Regions from separate parts of the Homo sapiens genome. Here region 1 is linked to region 2. A link is an interaction called in ENCODE POLR2A ChIA-PET data of the cell type or tissue named here. Cell type or tissue: PC-9. All regions are shown on one strand. Each heading gives the region's core, and the rest is flanking DNA. Links, peaks and the distances in the headings are about the cores only. Region 1 overlaps LOC105375038 (a long non-coding RNA gene). Region 2 overlaps STK38 (serine/threonine kinase 38).

What was found. Peaks named below come from ENCODE experiments on the same cell type or tissue, not always from the same donor. Only the 100,000 strongest peaks of a DNase experiment are listed, where the experiment ranks them.
Region 1: POLR2A ChIA-PET joins it to region 2 with 15 read pairs; 2 of 35 experiments call an interaction of 5 or more read pairs at or near these places.

What each region holds. Positions count from the first base shown.
Region 1 is chr6:36,639,950-36,650,194 of GRCh38, reverse strand. LOC105375038 (a long non-coding RNA gene) reads right to left here. Exons shown (of 2, transcript XR_926759.3): 2 at 8,183-8,855. Among named protein-coding and RNA genes, the nearest start is that of MIR3925, 23 kb to the right of the region's middle. In PC-9, for the core only: no CTCF peak of the experiment used is centred there; DNase peaks (open chromatin) are centred at 5,444 and 6,974; H3K27ac peaks cover 943 bases.
Region 2 is chr6:36,514,159-36,524,403 of GRCh38, reverse strand. STK38 (serine/threonine kinase 38) reads left to right here. Exons shown (of 14, transcript NM_007271.4): 4 at 1-63; 5 at 2,587-2,670; 6 at 6,564-6,687; 7 at 8,912-9,066. It also overlaps the pseudogene RN7SL748P. Among named protein-coding and RNA genes, the nearest start is that of STK38, 28 kb to the left of the region's middle. In PC-9, for the core only: no CTCF peak of the experiment used is centred there; no DNase peak of the experiment used is centred there.

The DNA of each region.
Region 1 (10,245 bases), core at 1,102-9,101, 130 kb before region 2:
GGCACCTACTTGGCAAATTGTCCCCTTCCCTTCCCAGCTCCAACACCCCGAAGTGGGACTCGTGGGAGAGATTGAATCAGTAACAGGAAGAAAGAGAGAATATCTTCTTTGTGCATCTGAGCGTCCTGTGGGTAAATTGCTCTTGTTATGTCACTTCATCAACATAAAAATGTTGCATCATCATTGTCACCAAAAAGTCTTCATCCAAGAGTGCCTCCAGCTCTGGGGTCACTCAGGAGCTAAGCCAGGTGTGTGCCCCTTTTGGTTCAGGAAGCTGCCCCTTTGCCCTCAGGCAGGAACCAGGAAGCACGGTCTTCCAATCTGGCTGGGAAACAGTGTGGGCGCAGGAAGCTGGGGATTAAATCTCCCCCAAGGGATCACACAGCCACCAAATTAAAGGGTGAGCCCACGCAGATGGAATTTGAAATTCCCAGGTCAGTGTGCTTCCCTGGCCTCGCCACTCTGGGTTTCCCCTCTGACCACACTTCTCCTGGGCTAAGCCTGAACAGTGCGTGTCTCTGGAGCTCTGCACACTTTCAGGGTGGGATTGCCTTTTGTTTTGTTTTTCTAGTCACTTCTTTCTCTGCCCTAAAATGGAGGAAGAACTCTGAAATTCTGGACACTTATTCTTTTGATTATTAATTGTGGAAATAATAATCATAATAAACTCAGATTTGAGCCATCGTTTATACTTTTTTCAGTTTTTAAAAACTGTGGTAAAAGACACATAAGACTTACCATTTTAACCATTTTAAAGTGTACAATTCATACAGAGAAAACAAACACAACAAAAAAGTGTACAATCCAGTGGCATTTAGTATATTCACAGTGGCTTGCAATCATCTCCACTGTCTAGTTTCTGAATATTTTCATTGCTTCAAAAGGAAATCCTGTACCCATTAAGCAGTCACTCTCCATTCCTCCCTCCTCCCAGCCCCTGGCAACCACAAATCTGCTTTCTGCCTCTATGGATTTGTCTATTCTGAGTATTTCATATAAATGGAAGCATACGTATGTGGTCTTTTGTGTCCGGCTTCTTTCTCTTAGTGTAACGTTTTCAAGGTCCATCCATGTTGTAGCATATATCAGGACTGCATTCCTTTTTATGGCTTTTTATAATATTCTGTTGTACGGATATACCACATTTTATTTATCCATTCATCATTTGACATCCTTTACACTTTTTTGTTGTTGTTGTTGAGGTGGAGTTTTGCTTTTATTGCCCAGGCTGGAGTGCAGTGTCATGATCTCGGCTTACTGCAATCTCTGCCTCGCAGGTTCAAGCAATTCTCCTGCCTCAGTCTCCCAAGTAGCTGGGACTACAAGCACCCGCCACCACACCCAGCTAATTTTTGTATTTTTGGTAGAGCCGGGGTTTCACCATGTTGGCCAGTATGGTCTCGAACCCCCGACCTCAGTTGATCCGCCCGCCTCGGCCCCTTTACACTTTTAAAGTGCTTCATGGCCAGGTGTGGTGGCTCATGCCTGTAATCCTAGCACTTTGGGAGGCTGAGGCAGGCAGATCACTTGAGGTCAGGAGTTTGATGCCAGCCTGGCCAATATGGTGAAACCCATCTCTACTAAAAATACAAAAAAAAAAAAAAATTAGTTGGGTGTGTGGCAAACACCTGTAATCCCAGCTACTTGGGAGGCTGAGGCAGAAGAGTTGCTTGAACCCGGGAGGCAGAGGTCGCAGTGAGCCGAGATCGCACCACTGCACTCCAGCCTGGGCAACAGAGTGAGACTGTCTCAAAAAAAAAAAAACAAAAGGGTGCTTCTACGTACACTGCATCACCTCATCGTCACAAAAACTCTGTGAGGTGGAAAGAGCAGATATGATTCATTATTATTATGATTCTCTGCATTTTACAGATTGAGGAGACTGAGGCTTACAAGGTGAAATGATTTTTCCAACATCTCACAGCTGGTTAATGGCAGATCCAGACCCAGAATCCAGGTCTCTTGAGTTTGAATGAGCAAAACCACTGGGCAGTTTGCTTTGTAATCATTAGTGGTGTTTTCTCACCAAGAAGATTCTGGGTGGACATGTGCTCACAGTGGCAAGGCAGGTGGGGACCAATGAGGCTTTGACCCTTGGACAGGCCTAATTTTGTCCATTGGTAAAGTTGGCCACTTCCTACAGGGCTTGGTCTTGCAGCCTCTGCTCAGACCTCCTTGAGGATGCCCCTTGCCCTAGGATGCCATAGAAGGCTGGCGCTCAAGTTGGGCAGCAACTGGGGCCTCCTATCTTTGTACTCCCCCAGCACCAAGCCTGGCAACTGGGGCTCCATAAAGTATTTGCTAAGACATTTTAAAGGTTTAAGGGTGCTCTGATATTTTGCATTCTTTCCCCCAGCAACATGTTACTGGTAGCAATTTCCTATCACCCAAGTAACTCCTGAGCCTCCTTACTTGGAGTGAATAACAAGCAATTAGGAGCTGTAACTCTTTAACACAAATCAGCAGGACTTTGGGGAGTGGAATCCTGCTCTGCAACAGTAAGGGTTTTGTTCCTGCTAAAATAACAACAAAACCACCTAATGAAAAGTTTGGAAAACTGAACAAAGCAACAAAAATAACCATAATCTTACTACCCTAACACAACTGTTGTTTTCAAGAATTCCCTTTACTAATTCGCTCCCTTTCTTTCTCCCTCCCTTCCTTTTTCCCTCTCTTGAGTCCTTCTGTCCGTCCATGATGAAAGTAGCACGAAATCACTGCCATATTCTGAAAATCACCTATTATCTGATACCCAGAGTCAGTCACTGGGAACATCTTGCACATTTCCTTCCAGTCTTTTTCAATACCTTGTTTAATAATTGAGATAATGCAGGCGGGGCACGGTGGCTCACGCCTGTAATCCCAGCACTTTGGGAGGCTGAGGTGGGTGGATCACGAGATCAGGAGTTTGAGACCAGCCTGGCCAGCACGGTGAAACCCCATCTCTACAAAAAAATACAAAAAATTAGCCCAACATGGTGGCTTGTGCCTGTAATCCCAGCTACTCGGGAGGCTGAGGCAGGAGAATTGCTTGAACCCGGGAGGCGAAGGTTGCAGTGAGCTGAGATTGAGCCACTGTACTCCAGCCTGGGCAACAAAGCGAGACTCCATCTCAAAAAAAAATAATAATAATTGAGATTATGCAGAATGGACAATTCTCTTAGTGTTTCCTATGTCACTAGTTTTTTCTAATAATGAAAACAACATATGTATATTATTGAAATCTATGGAAAAAATTACAAGAAAGAAAGAAAGTTTCCCTAGAATGTTTCTTCTACCAACAGAAATCTTAACATGCATTTATTATATATGGTTGTAATCCTACTGAATATATAGTACATCATTTTTTAATCCATTTCCAACTTATAAGCATTTTTCCATATTGCCTCAGAGTCTTTATAATTTTTTATTTGTAATAGATAACACATTTACATAACACAATATTCAAAAGATTCAAATGCGATTCAGTGGAAAGATTTCTTTCCACCCCATTCTCCCACTAGCCTATTTTTCATCCCTAAATTGCCCACTGTTGCCTGTTTCTTGTATGTCCTCCATGAAAGTTTTTTTATGCTTTATCTAAACAAATGCAGGTATATTTAAGTGTATTCCTTCCTCATCTCCCCACCTTTTTTTTTTTTTTTTTGGGACAGAGTCTTGCTCTGTAGCCCAGGCTGGAGTGCAGTGGCACGATCTCGGCTGACTGCAACTTCCGCCTCCCGGGTTCAAGCGATTCTCTTGCCTCAGCCTCCTGAGTAGCTGGGACTACAGGTGCGTGCCACAATGCCCGGCTAATTTTTTTATTTTTAGTAGAGACAGGGTTTCACCATGCTGGCCAGGCTGGTCTCAAAATCCTAACTTTGTGATCCACCCACCTCAGCCTCCCAAAGTGCTGGGATTACAGGTGTGAGCCAGCGCACCCAGCCCATCTCCCCATTTTTTACACAAAGAATAATGAGCTATATACACTGTCCTCACCTTCTCCTTTTTAAAATTTGTTTGAGCTGGGGTCTCCCTATGTTGCCCAGGATAGTTTCAAACTCCTGGTCTCAAGCAAGCTTCCCATCTCAGTCTTCCAGGTAGCTGGGACTACAGGTGCAGGCCATTGTGCCTGGCTTTACCTTCCTTTTAAACTCTTAAACTTAAAAGTGTATCTTGAATGTCTTCCTATTTATGCTCAAGACAGCTTTCTTATTTTTTTTTACAATAGTATTGGAGTCTGCTCTATATAGATAGGTATACCATGATTTATTAAAGTAGGCCCCATAGATGAACATTTAAGGTATTTCCAATTTTTTTTTTTTTTAAGAAACAGGGTCTCACTCTGTACCCAGGCTCAAGTGTGGTGGCACAATCATCACTCACTGCAGCCTCCAACTCTTGGGTTCAAACAATCCTCTCACCTCAGCCTCCTGAGTAGCTAGGACTACAGGCATACACCACTACACCCAGCTAATTTTAAAAATTTTTTTGTGGAGACAGGGTTTATGTTGCTCAGGCTACATTATTTCCAATCTGATGCAAACAATACTACAGTGACTACCATTGCGTGTGTATCAGTTCACATGTGTGAGCATCCATCTGTCAAATAAATTCCTAAAAGTGGAATTGCTGGGTCAGAAAGTGCACGCATTTATAATTTTGATAGACATGGCCAAATTGTCCTCTGTCGGAGAGCAGTACATACTTTTTAACCCAGCATCTAGCCTTAAGTATTTTCTCCATCTTTTGTTGTCCATAAATAACAAAGTTAGGACTTAGCTTCAGGCATAAACCACTTCCTCTATTTGTCCACTCAAATGTAATCTGCAATATGTCAAAGGCCTCTTAGGTGACAAACACTTGCTGGGTGCTGAGAAACAAAGATGCACAAGACACAGGTGCTGTCCTTGGAAGTGAGTCTGGATGCTGGGGGTAGGGGAGGCGAGAAGGAAGGGATGTGTAAGAAGAGTTCCTGCTGCTGTCCATCAGGCCCTAAATACCTGCGGAAGAAATGACCTCCTTATCCCAGCACCCAGCAAAGCAGGGCATGGATCAGATGCCCAGTACACACTGAACGGGTGAAAGATTGAATCATTGAACGTCTGGTGTGGAGGAAAGAGGGAAAGTCAGCAGATTGGAGCATCCCCCAAGAGTCTCGCTCTGTCGCCCAGGCTGGAGTGCAGTGATGCAATCACAGCTCACTGCAGCCCTGACCTCCTGGGCTCAAGCAATCCTCCCATCTCAGCTTCCTCAGCAGCTGCGACTACAGGCACATACCACCATGCCTAGCTAATTTTTGTATTTTTTGTAGAGATGGGATCTCATCATGTTGGCCAGGCTGATCTCAAACTCCTGGGCTCAAGTGATCCTCCCAACTTGGCCTCCCACAGTGTTGGGATTACAGGCATGAGTGACTTTTCTTGAGAATCAATTTCAACATACGAAATTCTGAGTCAGAGGAGCTAAATGTCTTCTGGCTTCCTGACTCACAAGGATCAGTTTGGGACTGGGCGCGGTGGCTCACTCCTGTAATCCCAGCACTTTAGGAGGCCAAGGTAGGCAGATCAGGATTTCAAGACCAGCCTGACCAACGTGGTGAAACCCCGTCTCTAGAAAACACAAAAATTAGCTGGGCATGATGGCAGATGCCTATAATCCCAGCTAGTCGGCAGACTGAGGTGGGAGAATTGCTTCAACCCGGGAGGCAGAGGTTGCAGTAAGCCGAAATCATGCCATTGCACTCCAGCCTGGATGACAGAGCGAGACTCCATCTCAAAAAAAAATCAGAAATTAATTAATTAAAAATCAGTTTGATTGGTGAGGAGGTGTGAAGGTCAGGAATGATCTAGAGGCAGATCTGAGTGAGTGGAGTTTGGGAGGTCCTCTGATTAACCCTGGACAATGGGCATCTCCACCAAATAAGCCAGACGACCTCTGAGTTGAGACAGAGGTGAAGAAGGGAGGATACTAGTGAGAGCTGCCCAAGAGAAGTTCCCCATTTCCCCACTCTGGGGTGGAATGCAGCTGCTGTGTGGGGAACAACCATTCTCCCTGCCCGCTGCAAACTAGAGCACACCCTTTGCAGTCCAGAGTCCGCACCCTCCTAGTGCAGGCTATGGAAAGGATGCCCATCCCCTGCCCCACCAATGAGATTCCAAGCCCCGGAAATTGATCTGACAGTTTGGAAACTCCAGCTGCATCCCCAGGAATGCAGGTACCCATTTCTCTATTTGGAGAAGGAAACCAGCGTAGTTTCAGCTCCTCTGGTTCATGCCCTAGAATTTTAGAAAGAACAGTAAAATATATAATGCTTACAAAAAAAATCAAGAACCAATCAAATCCACCCCTGTTTTACAGATGAAGAAACTGAGTCCCAGAGAGGTGAAGTGGGCTGCCTGAGGTCACACAGAGGGTAAAAGGCTGAGCAAGATCTGGAAACAGGGCTCCTGGCTGTGTACCCAGTGCTCTCTGCTCTGAACGAGGGGGTGGGGGAGGGGATGGTGACCTAGACGTGGCTCTGGGAAACCAGAGAGAAGAGAACTGTGCCAGAGCTGGAGGCAGGTTCAGAGCTGGGGTCGTGGGTAGGAATCATCTACCTACACCTGTCCCAGTTTCTGGATTGTAAGTCCTCCAGGAATTCCTGATATTCTACTTATGTCCAAGTTCCCTGCTTGGAAGCAGGTTTGCCAGCATGGGTTTCCAAGTGTTGTCAGCCCTGAGAAGGGAGGGACGGTGTGGAGAGAAGCAGGCTGCCGAGGCTGGGGTTGCTGGGCAACCAAGCCCAAGGACCACCTTGAGGGAGAGCTGTCCCAGCTCTGTGCTCCCCGTGGACCCAGCTCTGTGCTCCCCGTGGACCCAGCTCTGTGCTCCCCGTGGGCCCAGGGTGGCTTCTAGTAGTGACTCAGGGCTCATGGGCAGTGTTCCTGGGAACAGAGTAGGAAGGGGTGGCAGCCAGCCAGGATCTCCTGTTCCCTGGACAGAGGCTGGTGGATGACTCCTCCTCCTGATCTCTTAGGACTTTGACTCCCCTTTGGAAGCTGCTTTGAAAGTTTTCCAGAACTTGATTTTACCTGCATTAAACCCTTAGGAGAGTCTCACCTTGGAATTGAGCTTTTGAAATACTTTTCTGGGTACTCTTGACCCCCTGGCCTAGCCCCAGCCAGGGATTCCAAGGGGTGAGGGACATGTGTGTTCCTTTCTCCTGAGGTGGAAGAGCAAGAAAACAATTCCCCTCCTAGAGCAGACAGACTTGCATGAAATGGTGAAATAACAAACCACCTCTGACATCAGCAAGGGCCTTCAGGTTCTTCAGCTCCTGGTAATCCTCACAGCACTCCATGACAGATTTTTTAAATCCCTTCTACAGGTAGGGACATTGGGGCACAATGAGGGACATTGAGGCACAGGGACATTGAAGCACTTGCACAGGCAAGTCATGTCACTTGCCCCAGGACACAGAGAGGAAAGAACCCAAGGACAGGGCTCCATGGCTCTTTGCCTGGACAGAGTGACTTAGATCCATTTCAAGTCCTTGCCCTGGAGGCCCAGCCCTCACCCCCATAGACTCCAAGCCTCCCCAAGAGCTGACTAGCTTTATCTTTAAATTTTATTTTATTTTTTGAGACGGAATCTCGCTCTGTCGCCAGGCTGGAGTGCAGTGGCGCAATCTCGGCTCACTGCAACCTCTGACTCTCTGGTTCAAGCGATTTTCCTACCTCAGCCTCCTGAGTAGCTAGGATTACAGGTATGCACCACCATGCCCAGCTAATTTTTGTATTTTTAGTAGAGATGGGGTTTCACCATGTTAGCCAGGATGGTCACAATCTCCTGACCTGGTGATCTGCCCGCCTCGGCCTCCCAAAGTCCTGAGATTACAGGCATAAGCCACCGTGCCCAGCCCTGACTAGCTTTTTAACCACAAACTCACTCTGAAGGAAATTGGAAAACACTGGTAGGTCAGTGTTTTCAAAATTTTTGGGCTGAAACTCACAGTAAGAAATGCATTTAGGCCAGGTGCAGTGGCTCTCCCCTGTAATCCCAGCACTTTGGGAGGCTGAGGCAGGAGGATCACCGGAGCCCAGGAGTTCAAGACCAGCCTGGGCAACATAGCGAGACCCTGTCTCTATTTTTTTTTTTAAGAAATGTATTTAACACCACAATGCAGTAATCGGACACACAAACATAATCATAGCTCTTAGGATAATTTGTAATTATTCTGTTTATTTATAAATATGTAAAATCAAACAAAGTTGCATGAAGTAACACTTTTACTGCCTGAGAAACACGCTGGCATTTTCTATTATCTGCTCTTCTGTCTCATTATTTCCAAAAAGTACTCAAGTGGCTCCCTAAATTATTTCCATGACTTGAATTTTGAAAAGCACCCTGGGTGGATAGCAGCTTGGGTCCCCCTGACCCTTGTCAGCAGGTCGACAAAGCTGGCAGTGAGGACAAAGGTCTGATTCTGTGCACTTTGTGCCTGGCATTGAACTGCACCCTGTGGGGACACAGGAAAAGATACTCCTTCCTGGATGTCGCCCTCAAGTCATTTACAAGCAAATGAAACAAGGCCACACATAAAACAAAGCCAAAGCAAATTAAAGGCAGAAAGAATAGGTGCCTCTGAAGGACTGTATTATTTTGCCAGGACTGTCATTGCAAAATACCACAGGCTGGGTGGTTTCAACAATAGAAATTTATTTTCTAACAGTTCTGGAATCTGGGCATCTAAGACCGAGGTGCCAGCAAGGTTGGTTTCTCCTGAGGCTTCTGTCCCTGCTTGCAGACGGCTGTCCTCCTACTGCCTCCTCACACGGTCATCCCTCTGTGCACGTGCACCCCTGGGGTCTCCTTCCATGTCCACACTTCCTTTTCTTATAAAGACACCAGCCATATTGGATTAGGACCCACCCTAATGGCCTCATTTTACTTAATTACCTCTTTAAAGGTACTATCTCCAAATAGTCACATTCAAACGTACTGGGAGTTAAGACTTCAACATATGAATTTGGGGGACACAGTTTAGTGTCCTACTATGTGTGCAGTACATTAGCTCATGTGTTTTCACCCTAGCCTGGGTGCTGCAGGCCTTATTCCTTTTTTGGGGGTGGGGGGGGTTTCTTGAGACAGAGTTCCGCTCTGTTGCCCAGGCTGGAGTGCAATGGTGCGGTCTCGGCTCGCTGCAACATCTGCCTCCCAGGTTCAAGCAATTCTCTTGCCTCAGCCTCCCGAGTAGCTGGGATTACAGGTGCCCACCACCACACCCAGGTAATTTTTGTATTTTTAGTAGAGACAGGTTTTCACCATGTTAGCCAGGCTTGTCTTGAACTCCTGACCTCAGGCGGTCTGCCTGCCTCGGCCTCCCAAAGTGCTAGGATTACTAGTGTGAACCACCACACCCAGCCTTACTCCTATTTTAAAGATGAGGAGTCTAAGATAACGGTTTTGGAAAATAAAGAAAACAAAAAGGCCAGGCGCAGTGAGTGGCTCAGGCCTGTAATCCCAGCACTTTGGGAGGCCAAGGCGGGTGGATCACCAGGTCAAGAGATCGAGACAATCCTGGCCAACATGGTGAAACCCCGTTTCTACTAAAAATACAAAAATTAGCTGTGCGTGGTGGTGGGCGCCTGTAGTCCCACCTATTCGGGAGGCTGAGGCAGGATAATTGCTTGAACCCAGGAGGCAAAAGTTGCAGTGGGCCAAGATCACGCCACTGCGCTCCATCCTGGCGACAAAGCGAGACTCCATCTCAAAAAAAAAAAAAAAGAAAAAAAGAAACAAACAAACAGAAAAAAAAGGAAACTGGACGCAGTGGCTCATGCCTGTAATTCCACACTTTGGGAGGCTGACGTGGGCGGATCACCTGAGACCAGGAGTTCGAGACCAACCTGGCCAACATGGTGAAACTCCATCTGTACTAAAAATACAAAAAAAAAAAAAAAAATTAGTTGGGCATGGTGGTGCATGCCTGTAGTCCCAGCTACTAGGGAGGCTGAGGCACAAAAATCACTTGAACCCGGGAGGCGGAGGTTGCAGTGGGCTGAGATCGCACCACTCCACTCCAGCCTGGGCAACAAGAGCGAAACTCCGTTTCAAATAAAAAAAGAAAAAAAAAAAATGAGGAGGGCCGGGCCTGGTGGTTCATGCCTGTAATCCTAGCACTTTGGGAGGCCAAGGCGGGTGGATCATCTGAGGTCAGGAGTTCGAGACCAGCTTGGTCTAAAAATACAAAAATTAGTCAGGCACGGTGGTGCACGACTATAG
Region 2 (10,245 bases), core at 1,550-9,549:
ACAAGACTTGGATTGGAAGATTTTGAGTCCTTAAAAGTAATAGGCAGAGGAGCATTTGGTGAGGTAAAAATCACAGCTACTTGTCAAGTAGAAAAATATTGCAAAACTTCAAAGCTTCTAACATACCATTAAGTCATGATTGTTGATATAACAAATATATGGAATTAAATGAGTCAGGCATGCCAGCCCCACATCCTAATTGCTTTGTCTGTCTGCTTTCTCTTTTTCTTCTCTCCGCAGTCCCAGATCTCTGTTCTCTGTTTTGCCAGAGATGGTGTTGGTGTTTAAATATTGACTTAGGGGGAGAGTTGAAAGGTAGAAGGAAATCAACATTTATTATTTACAGGCTGCTTTTTTCCCATAATCAGGACAGTAACCCATTTTATAGATGGTGAAATTAAGACTCTAAAGGTATATATAATGTCTCTTGTTATCACACAGCCATTGAGTACTGGGACCAAAAGTTGGGCTCTACTTCCTGAACTCAAAGAGCTTGCTTTTCCCAGTACTGCACTGCCTCTCGAGAAGGAAACTAATAGTGTATCTCCACCCTTTATTTCTCCCCACCAGATTGATACAGCTCTAAAAAGATGACCCTAGGAGGGAGGATTTACAGAAAGGAGTTATATAGGTAGTGGTGGAGAGTTGAAAGCATTTGCGACTTTGTCCCCGCAATTCTTGGAAATGATCCTGCTTGGGCACAAGAGCAATCTGTTGGGGAGAGCTTGAAAGAGCCCATGCAAGGTCATTCCTGTTAATGAAAAATGCCCAAACTGGATGACCTACTGACGCAATAATTGCAAGTATAAAAGGAGCAGTATATTATTAAAACCTGGTACCCCGGGGCCAGGCACGGTGGCTCACTCCTGTAATCTCAGCACTTTGGGAGGCCAAGGCGGGCGGATCACAAGGTCAGGAGTTCGAGACCAGCCTGACAACATGGTGAAACCTTGTCTCTACTAAAAATAGAAAAATTAGCCGGGTGTGGTGGCACGTGCCTGTAATCCCAGCTACTCAGGAGGCTGAGGCAGGAGAATTGCTTGAACCCAGGAGGCAGAGGTTGCAGTGAGCCGAGATTGCACCATTGCACTCCAGCCTGGGTGACAGAGCAAGACTCCATCTCAAAAAAAAAAAAAAACAAAAAACCTGGTACCCCGGGGAAATGTGAATAGTATTCAGAGGCACAGGTGATAGATTGATCCCTCAGTGTTCAGAATTCCTATTGGCTTCTTGAAAGAGGGAAAAGTATAGTACCACCTCTGAAAGAGCTTTCTGTTTGGCAAGGAAGGGTTGTGGTACTCAATTAGGAAAAACATGAAGAAAGGTTCAGGGAGAAGAAAACCTACTTATTTTGGGAGAAGAGGGGAGGACATGCAGGAACTTGCAGTGAAATTTTTCTTTTGGTTGTAAATTTTCTTCATAAAATTATCTGTTTTCTTTAAGAACATTGGAAAACATAAAAGAGAAGGAAAACTACATAAAACACAATTTCCCTAATTACACATTTTGAATTTTCTTCTTCTTCTTTTTTTTTTTTTTTTTTTTTTTGAGACAGAGTCTTGCTCTGTTGCCCAGGCTGGAGTGCAATGGCTTGATCTTGGCTCACTGCAACCTCCGCCTCTCGGGTTCAAGTGATTCTACTGCCTTAGCCTCCCGAATAACTGGGATTACAGGCACCTGCCACCACACCCAGCTAATTTTCGTATTTTTAGTAGACGGGGTTTCACCAGGTTGGCCAGGCTGGTCTCGAACTCCTGGACCTCAGGTGATCCACCTGCTTCGGCCTTCCAAAGTGCTGAGATTATAGGTGTGAGCTACCGCGCCTGGCCTGAATTTTTTGTTTTTCTTTCCAGACGTTTTTCCTAAGCATGAAGTTTTACTTTGTTATTATTATTATGATTAAGTGACAAGGTTTCACTGTGTTGCCCAGGCTGGAGTGCAGTGGCTGTTTACAGGCACGATCTCACTACTGATTGGCATGGGAGTTTTGACCTGCTCCATTTCTGAACTGGGCCTGTTTGCCCTTCCTTAGGCAACCTGGTGGGCCCCCCCTCTGCCACCCTGCTCCTGGGAGGTCACCATATTATGCTGAACTTAGTTCAGACACCTGATCAGCATAATGCACCATAGCTCATAACTCCTGAGCTCAAGCGATCCTCCTACCTCAACCTCCCAAATAGCTGGGACTACAGGTATACACCACCATGCACAGCTACTTTTGTTTTAATTAAACATCATTGTAATCATTTACTTAGATTTTCTGAGCTGACTGGATGACATGTGTCAGAGGTGTAACGAGTCCTTAAATTTGAAATTGAAGGTTTTAAATTAGATTGGCTTGTTCAACTAAGGAACCAAAGCTGTTCAGATGTAGAGGTATTTGAGGATGTTTCCAGCATCGACTTTACTGTGTGTAATGTATTCATTTTGGAACACTGAAAAGCATTTTCTTCTGCTTTGTTATTACTAGTTGCTCATGTTAAAATTGTAATACTTTTTCAGTTAATTATTGCATCCTATAACACATGAAAGCATTAGGTTGGTAGTACGAGTTTTTGACTTGGCATTTCTTTTATAACTTTTTAGGTACGGCTTGTTCAGAAGAAAGATACGGGACATGTGTATGCAATGAAAATACTCCGTAAAGCAGATATGCTTGAAAAAGAGCAGGTAAAGCACAGTTGTAGCAGTGCTTTTAGCTTATTAATTTTTGTCTCCTAAAACTTTTCTTTTTGTTTAATTGAAATATATATTTTTATTACAGTTTTCTTTAGCTCTGTCATGTATGACTATATATATAATACTACCTTTTTCCCCCTACAAAGAAGCAGTTCATATTTAAAATCACAAATAATGCCTGTAGGTTATATGCAATCTTTTAAAAATTGAAAATCTGTTCCAAAAGCAGCTCTTACTTGTGTCTTCCAATTGATCACAAGATGTCCTTATTGTGAGAGCCTTTTTTTTTTGAGGTCGTACGTGGTGTGGTAGTGTGTTTCTTACCAAATGCTGAGAAATAGAAATTGTATATATATCTCATAACTAAGGACTAGGAATTAGAATTTGGAATTTATAATCTAAAATGTGTCTTTATATGCTTCATTCTGTTTACCTAAACCAAAGTTGAGTCTTCTAGGTAGCTCATCGGTACCTGAAAAAGACCAGCCTTCTAATTTCTGAATGAATTTGAAAAATACAATGCAAATGACAGAACAATGCAAATTCTCCTTTAATGATAAAGGATACTTTCTAAAACCAAAACCTGGTTTGCAAATCAATTTATAAAGTGCCTTATGCAAAATAAATAAGGTTTTAAATATTGGAAAGTATATTTTAAAAAGCAAGAATAGACTTTCTATAAATCTAGTTTAATGTAGCTGGTTGCTTAAGAAAAGATTGCAGTGGGTGATGACCGCAAATGTCCTGTAAAAGATTTGATGTTATAGGAACATGGAGACCCTGTGACAAGGAGAACTCCTAATTTAGGGCCAAAGAGGGGGGATGGAGATTGGCCCCACATCCAATCCTTTCTACCTCTTGAGAGGAGATATAATCACTGGTCTTCCCTGTCTTCATTTAAATGCCACCCCAAAATTTGGAATTTTTATTTTCTCTCAAATTTTCATGTGTTACCGAGAAGCTTTAGACTCCCAGGAATTTCAGTTGGGAGTATCAAATACCTGGGCGGTAAGTCTTGAGACACTATAGTTTATGCTAACGCCAACCTTTTTCAAAATTCATAGTAGGCCGGCCTACTTACATACTATCTACAAATTAGTGTGTGGTATGGGTGTGTAGGCACTGAAAAAGTTTCAGTTAATCTTGAGAAGGAAAATATAAAGCTTCTGCATTAATTAGTATGTTTGCATCTCATGAGTAAGTTTTGTTTTTGCAAGGTATGTTTCCTACAGTTTTAACCAAGGCTTAAGACCTCTTTTTATTAAATATTAACTGTCAGAGTAATACTGCAAAACAAAGTACATATGATTTTCAGTTAGTAATTTTATGTATACCAGGTGCCCCGCATGGTTTCTAACAGAGGATGATCCAGACATAATGTGTAAAAAGCCTTTTCGCAAATATTGTGCCTTCAAAATCACTTTCTAAAACTTTCCTAAATGAAAGTAAAGAAACTATTAGAATTAACATTTTAAATGATGCATTAACTTATGGATTAAATGGTACATTAACTTAAATTGTTTAGCTCACCTTAGCTGAGAACTCAACTCCTCAACTTAACAGATCTCATTATGAGCCAGTTAAAGTCTCTGGCCACAGACTCTACCTGGCTTAGCCATCTTGAAGAAGCATGCATTGGTTTTGTGCTAGATAAAAGATGGAAGTAGACCAGTGCAAATTCATCACCATTTTGGGGTAGGGCTGACAAAGTAGAGGTACAGAGGCAAAATTGTTTTTTTGTTTGCTTTTACTAAATAAACTGGGTAGGAATTAAAGCTACCCACTGAGAGTTCAGGTTATTTTTCTGCTCCACGTGGTGGAAATTTTTGCTACCTGGAAAAATTTAAAGGGTAAGACATGACATCTAACTAGCTTCTGATGTTTCTCTTCCAGTGCAAAAGGAAAACCTTCAGTTGTGATGCCAGTATACAGTTATTGATGGGACAAAAAACTGGCTTTTATTTCTGCTTTCTTAGGGCACAGGATAGCAACTAGCACCCCCCACCTTATTAAATATTTATGGAATAGGGGAAAGAGAACCTTTTTGTATAAATTGCACCTCAGACTCTTCCCTCCCTTAATCTATATTCAGCCAACTCCACTTTCAAACCATGAGGTTTCTTGCTACTGTTTCAGCCTCAAGAGAAAGGCAAGGTGTGCTCATGGTAGCTTTCCCCTTGACAAACAGGAAATGTTATGGGCACCATTGTGTCCTCCAGGGTGAGTGACAAGTGGTAATTGTAGTGCCTCTCCTTTTCTCTGGCTCCCTGCAGTAGGTAGGGAGCTTAATGGGAGCCAGGGGAGACAGGCAGATGAAGGCTGCCTTCTACTGTATTAATGTCTTGTAGTGACTGGGTCCTAGCCATGGCTGTGGGGCAGCAAGCAATGTTACTGTTTCCCAAAAGCTTTGCTTCTGTATTAAGGTCAAGTAAAGGCAGATGCTTTACTTGGTTTCATTGTGTTTCATAGCACTGTTTCTTTTCACCCTTATTGTCCATTTTTTCCCACCCCAATACCATAAGTACAGATGTAAAGATGTAGGTTTTCTGTACAGTTGCAGCTTTTAAAAAAATTCCCCAAAGAATGATTTTAGTAGATACTGAAAACTCAAATACATAAAGTCAAATGCCTCTGGGCCTCCAAGAGTTAGCATAGAAGCCTGAAGCAAGTTAGATATAAGACCAGGGGAGAGGGTGTTGAAATGGAAGAGTAATGGAAGAGTGCCTTGTCTCCCTAAAGACATGTCAATAAAACAAGCATCATATCAAACATTGTATTAAACCAAACAACAGCCATGGACTAAATTTGCCAACAGCCATGGACTAAATTTGCCAATTTGTGAACCTTGGTACATGTTTTACTTCAGAACATGTTGTAAAAAGTCAAGACCTGTAGCATATGTTAAGACCAAAACCACTATTCAGGGATTGGACTGAGTCTTAATAAATTTAGATCTGAATCAACCCAATTTAGACCTTGTGACACTTAAAAAAGAGGGGAGGGGCCAGGCATGGTGGCACACACCTATAATCCTAGCTACTTAGGAGGCTGAGGCAGGAGGATCACTTTAGACCAGGAGTTTGAGGCTTCAGTGAGCTATGATCACGCCACTGCACTCTAGCCGGAGTGACAGAGCGAGACCCCATCTTGTTTTAAAAAAAGTGTGTGTGGGGGGGATTTGATAATATGCAGTGATGTTTGATTACTGTTCTGCATTTAAAGTAAATAAGGTAAATTTGATAATAAAGCATTGCTTTAACAAAATAATTCCGGTTCTCTGAAACTTTCTACAACTTGGTCCTTTATAGGTATTTCAGTAAAAGTATAAAATTGGAAATGTCATTAATTTGAATCTACAACTTTTCATAGGTGTTCTTGTATTTCAATTCAGTAAGGATTGATTGAGCACATAGCAGTGAACTAAATGCTGTGGTATCATAGCATTCTAGAATTTGTCAGTGAGCTCACTGTTGTTGCAGATACTAGTGCAGACCCGAGGAAGAACTTGGAAGAGAGTCTCACTTTGGGGACTTATTTTTATCATAAAAGATTATTAGACAAAACTCTATGCAAAAGAGTAGTAATTTTAACTAATCAGAGATTCAGTTTATAGCAGTGTTAAAGTTGCTATTTGCATTAAAGCCATTCATTTTGCCATTTTTTAAAGCCTTTCATCACTCAAGTTTTCATCACTGAATACCTTGAAGTCAAATGTTGTCAATTTTGAGTTAGTAGGTTTGCCTAAGCAGAAATTGGATCTTTTATATCATCACGATTAAATACTCAAAACAGTATTTAAGCACAGTATTTAAATTGTTTAAGCAAATATACAATCTAATAAAGCAGAGCAAGCTTTGTCATTAATCAAATGCATATACCTCCAGGTTGGCCACATTCGTGCGGAGCGTGACATTCTAGTGGAGGCAGACAGTTTGTGGGTTGTGAAAATGTTCTATAGTTTTCAGGATAAGCTAAACCTCTACCTAATCATGGAGTTCCTGCCTGGAGGTAATTACTTGACGATGAAAGGTCATTTTTTCTTTTTGTTCTGTGGTTTCTTTCTCTCACATCACGATTAACCCTCCTTTCTACTTTTAAATGTGCTCACAAAGTTGCTTTCTATATCCTTTTTTAGGTCTATAAAGGAAGTCAGTAACCTGTCTTGTGCTGGGGTGCCTTTCTACAATCTTAGTACCATAAAAGTAACCTGTTAATTCATTTACATGATTTCAGATGGACATTTCTTTCTTTTCTTCTTCTTTTTAAAATATATAGGAATAAATTAGGGTGCTCTGCCTGCTCTCCTGTCAATGGGAATCATATATGATCAATAACCCAAGTGACAACATTGAAGCTATAACATCCTTTGCTCCAAATTTTTGTTTCTTTTTGTATAACATATTAATAAGGAGTGAATTTTTTGTTACCCATATTAGTAGCCAGAAAAAATTTCTCATTTCTGAAATTTTAAGTTTTATGTAACTCAGCATGAGCATCTCCTAAGACAGCTCCAAAGTAAACCCAGAACAGAACATGCCATCTGTTCTGAGGAAAGCAGTCTGTTTGTCAGTGAGCAGATGAACTCTGAGCAAACTCTGGTGGGAAAAAAAAAGAGAGAGAACTTTTTTCTTTTTTGTTCCTATAATTGTGGCATAATATTTTGATTTTGTGACAACCCTTAGATTTAGGGTCATCAATACTTTTTAATAAAGAAACACATTTAATAAAAAATAAACAGTTGATTAATGTTAGAAAAGAGTCTGGTAGAATGAGGAGAAACTTTTTTAACATTTAGATGCTAGTTCTTAAATAAGAGTAAGAGCCAACTTGGTTACCAGCTCCTAACGTGTCCTCAAGCCTCAACCTGTACCATCTTCCGTAGCTTCTCATGTCTCCTGGACCCTGCCCTTTGCACTTGGTGGAGCTGGCCTGCAGAGCCATAGAGCATCTGGCCTGAGCTCTCCAATCATCTGGGCAAACTTGCACAGGCGAGGCCCCATTGACTGCTCTCCTGAGCCACAGAACTAAGGCCGTATAGCTACCTTACTGGGGTAGCAGCCCAAGTGCACTGTCTCCATGTGTCTGGTGGGTCTCCAGATTGAAGGGCTGCCAGGAGTGATTAGGAAATCATATTTTTTAAGTATTGGACTGAAAAAGAGCACTTTAATAAATGGTTTAATTTTTGCCTGAGGGAAAAATAGCTACTTTTCTCCAATAATACAAAACATAATGTTCTAAATGAAATGAAACTGAAAAAGCAGCATGATGCTCTGTTAAAATCAGAGGTTTCTTTCTCTTTTCCTTGTTTTCTAACATAAGTGACTTTATGTGAGGTCTAAACTGAATCTTTACTGTTTCTCTTAGTTTTAAACTCCTTATACATATTTTCTTTGCATTTCTCACTGTTGAGTTAGGACCTGAATCTTTTTCTGCCATTTTATGTTGCTGGTATTAGAAATGATGAAATTTTGACTTTGCAGAAAACTAACGAGGTTACCTTTTAACTGCTAGAATACTGATACTGTGTTTTAAAAGTTACATAAAGGGTACTAGTGTCCATTTAAATACCTATAATAACGCACTAGAGAAAAAAAAGCACTGACCTTGAGAGGTGTTCATTGTACTCTTCCAGGAGGCAGTTATTGCACATTCTAGTGTATAGCATTTTCAGTTCATTTTTAGCTTTTGTTGACTAATGCTTTGCTACCCAAGTCCTTCCTTTTTATTTGTTTGTGTTCTGTGAATAGAAGTTGGAAAGCTTGTTTTCAGCCTGCCCGAGTGTTTACATTTTTATTTGGCATTTCAGCCTCTCTATAACAATACATAGATTGTATGTGGAAGTGCCATTTAGTTACAGATGCAGAAAAGCTTGCAGATACTTGTTCAGGCAAAGTGAAAAGTAAAGTAGCATTTTACCCCGAGTCCAAAAAATTATCCTAAGCAAATACAGTTGTTTTTTAAAGTGTGGGAGAAATTTTCTTTTTCTCTCAAAAGTAAAATAGAAATCACAGCTTAGTGGTCAACCTTAGCTAGCTTAGGTGTGAAAATCCCATTTCTTCCCATGTTGGCCATGTGGGTCTATCTCTGGCACACAGAAGAGGTCTGTTTAGCCGCCTTATTTTGGCAGATAGGGAAGACATATCTGAAAATTGGTACTCACTCGTATGTTGTGTGTGTGTGTGTGTGTGTGTGTGTGTGTGTGTGTGGTGGCTTTGTATCTTCTTGTTTCCAGGGGACATGATGACCTTGTTGATGAAAAAAGACACTCTGACAGAAGAGGAGACTCAGTTTTATATAGCAGAAACAGTATTAGCCATAGACTCTATTCACCAACTTGGATTCATCCACAGAGACATCAAACCAGACAACCTTCTTTTGGACAGCAAGGTATTGGGGGGGCATTGGCATGAACTATGCACGTTTACTGATCTGAGCAGCCTCTGCTTTAACACCTGCACCCCTGTGGTCATCCCAGTGGGCGAGCTGTGACCTGCCTTGTCATGATTTTCCTTTTTTTTTTAAACAGGTAAGTTTGCTGTCACTTCCTTTCTCTGAAAGGCTATGGTTCTGTAATTTGGTTGAACATTTCTCTTAAAAATAAAGGAAACTTGAAAATAAGAGCAAAATTGATGTAGAGGGCAATTTTGTAATAAAGCCAAAGATAGTCACCTTCTCTTAGCATATAATTAACTGTGTTACTAATACATCACCTATCTAGAGCCCTTCTGTTGGGCAACCTCATCAGTTAATGAGGAACCCAGCCAAGAAGCAGGAAATGCAGTAACAACAAGAACCTGTAACAAAGTCCAGGTTCCAAATCATGCTCTCTGCTTAAAGAAGAGTCCTGCCCAGCCTCTTTTTTTTTTTTTTTTTTTTGAGATGAAGTCTCACCCTGTTTGCCCAGGCTGGAGTGCAGTGGCGCGATCTTAGCTCACTGCAACCTCCGCCTCCTGGGTTCAAGCGATTCTCATTGCCTCAGCCTCCCAAGTAGCTGGGATTACAGGCATGCACCACCACGCCCCTGCCCAGCCTCTTAAATGGCCTGTTTATTTTTATTTTTAGACATGCAGATAAGCGTAGTTGCCTAGTTCCTAAACTTACAGCAAATTAGAAGATAATCCCTGTGCTGCCAACTAACTTGCTAGATAACCCTTGGCAAATCTCTTTACCACCTGGATCTCACTGTTCTTATCCGTAAAGTGAAAATACTGATCTAGGAAACCCCTAAAATCCCGTTCACCTCTAAAACTCTAGAATGTTGTTTTCTGTTAAGCAGACTTGTTGTCTTGACTGAATTTTTCTTGTAAGGTGAAAAGTAAATTTATTTTCTAGGGTATTTTTCTTCTTTGAAGTCTTTTGGTGACTTTTTTGCTTTGCTGTCCTTGAAAAACCTGAAGTTGTTTTTTTTTTTTTGAGACGGTCTCATTCTGTCATCCAGGTTGAAGTGCAGTGGCACAGTTATAGCTCACTGCAATCTAATTCTTGGGTTCAAGGGATCCTCTTGCCTCAGCCTCCTGAGTAGTTGGGACTATAGGTGCATACCACTGTACCTTTTTTTTTTTTTTT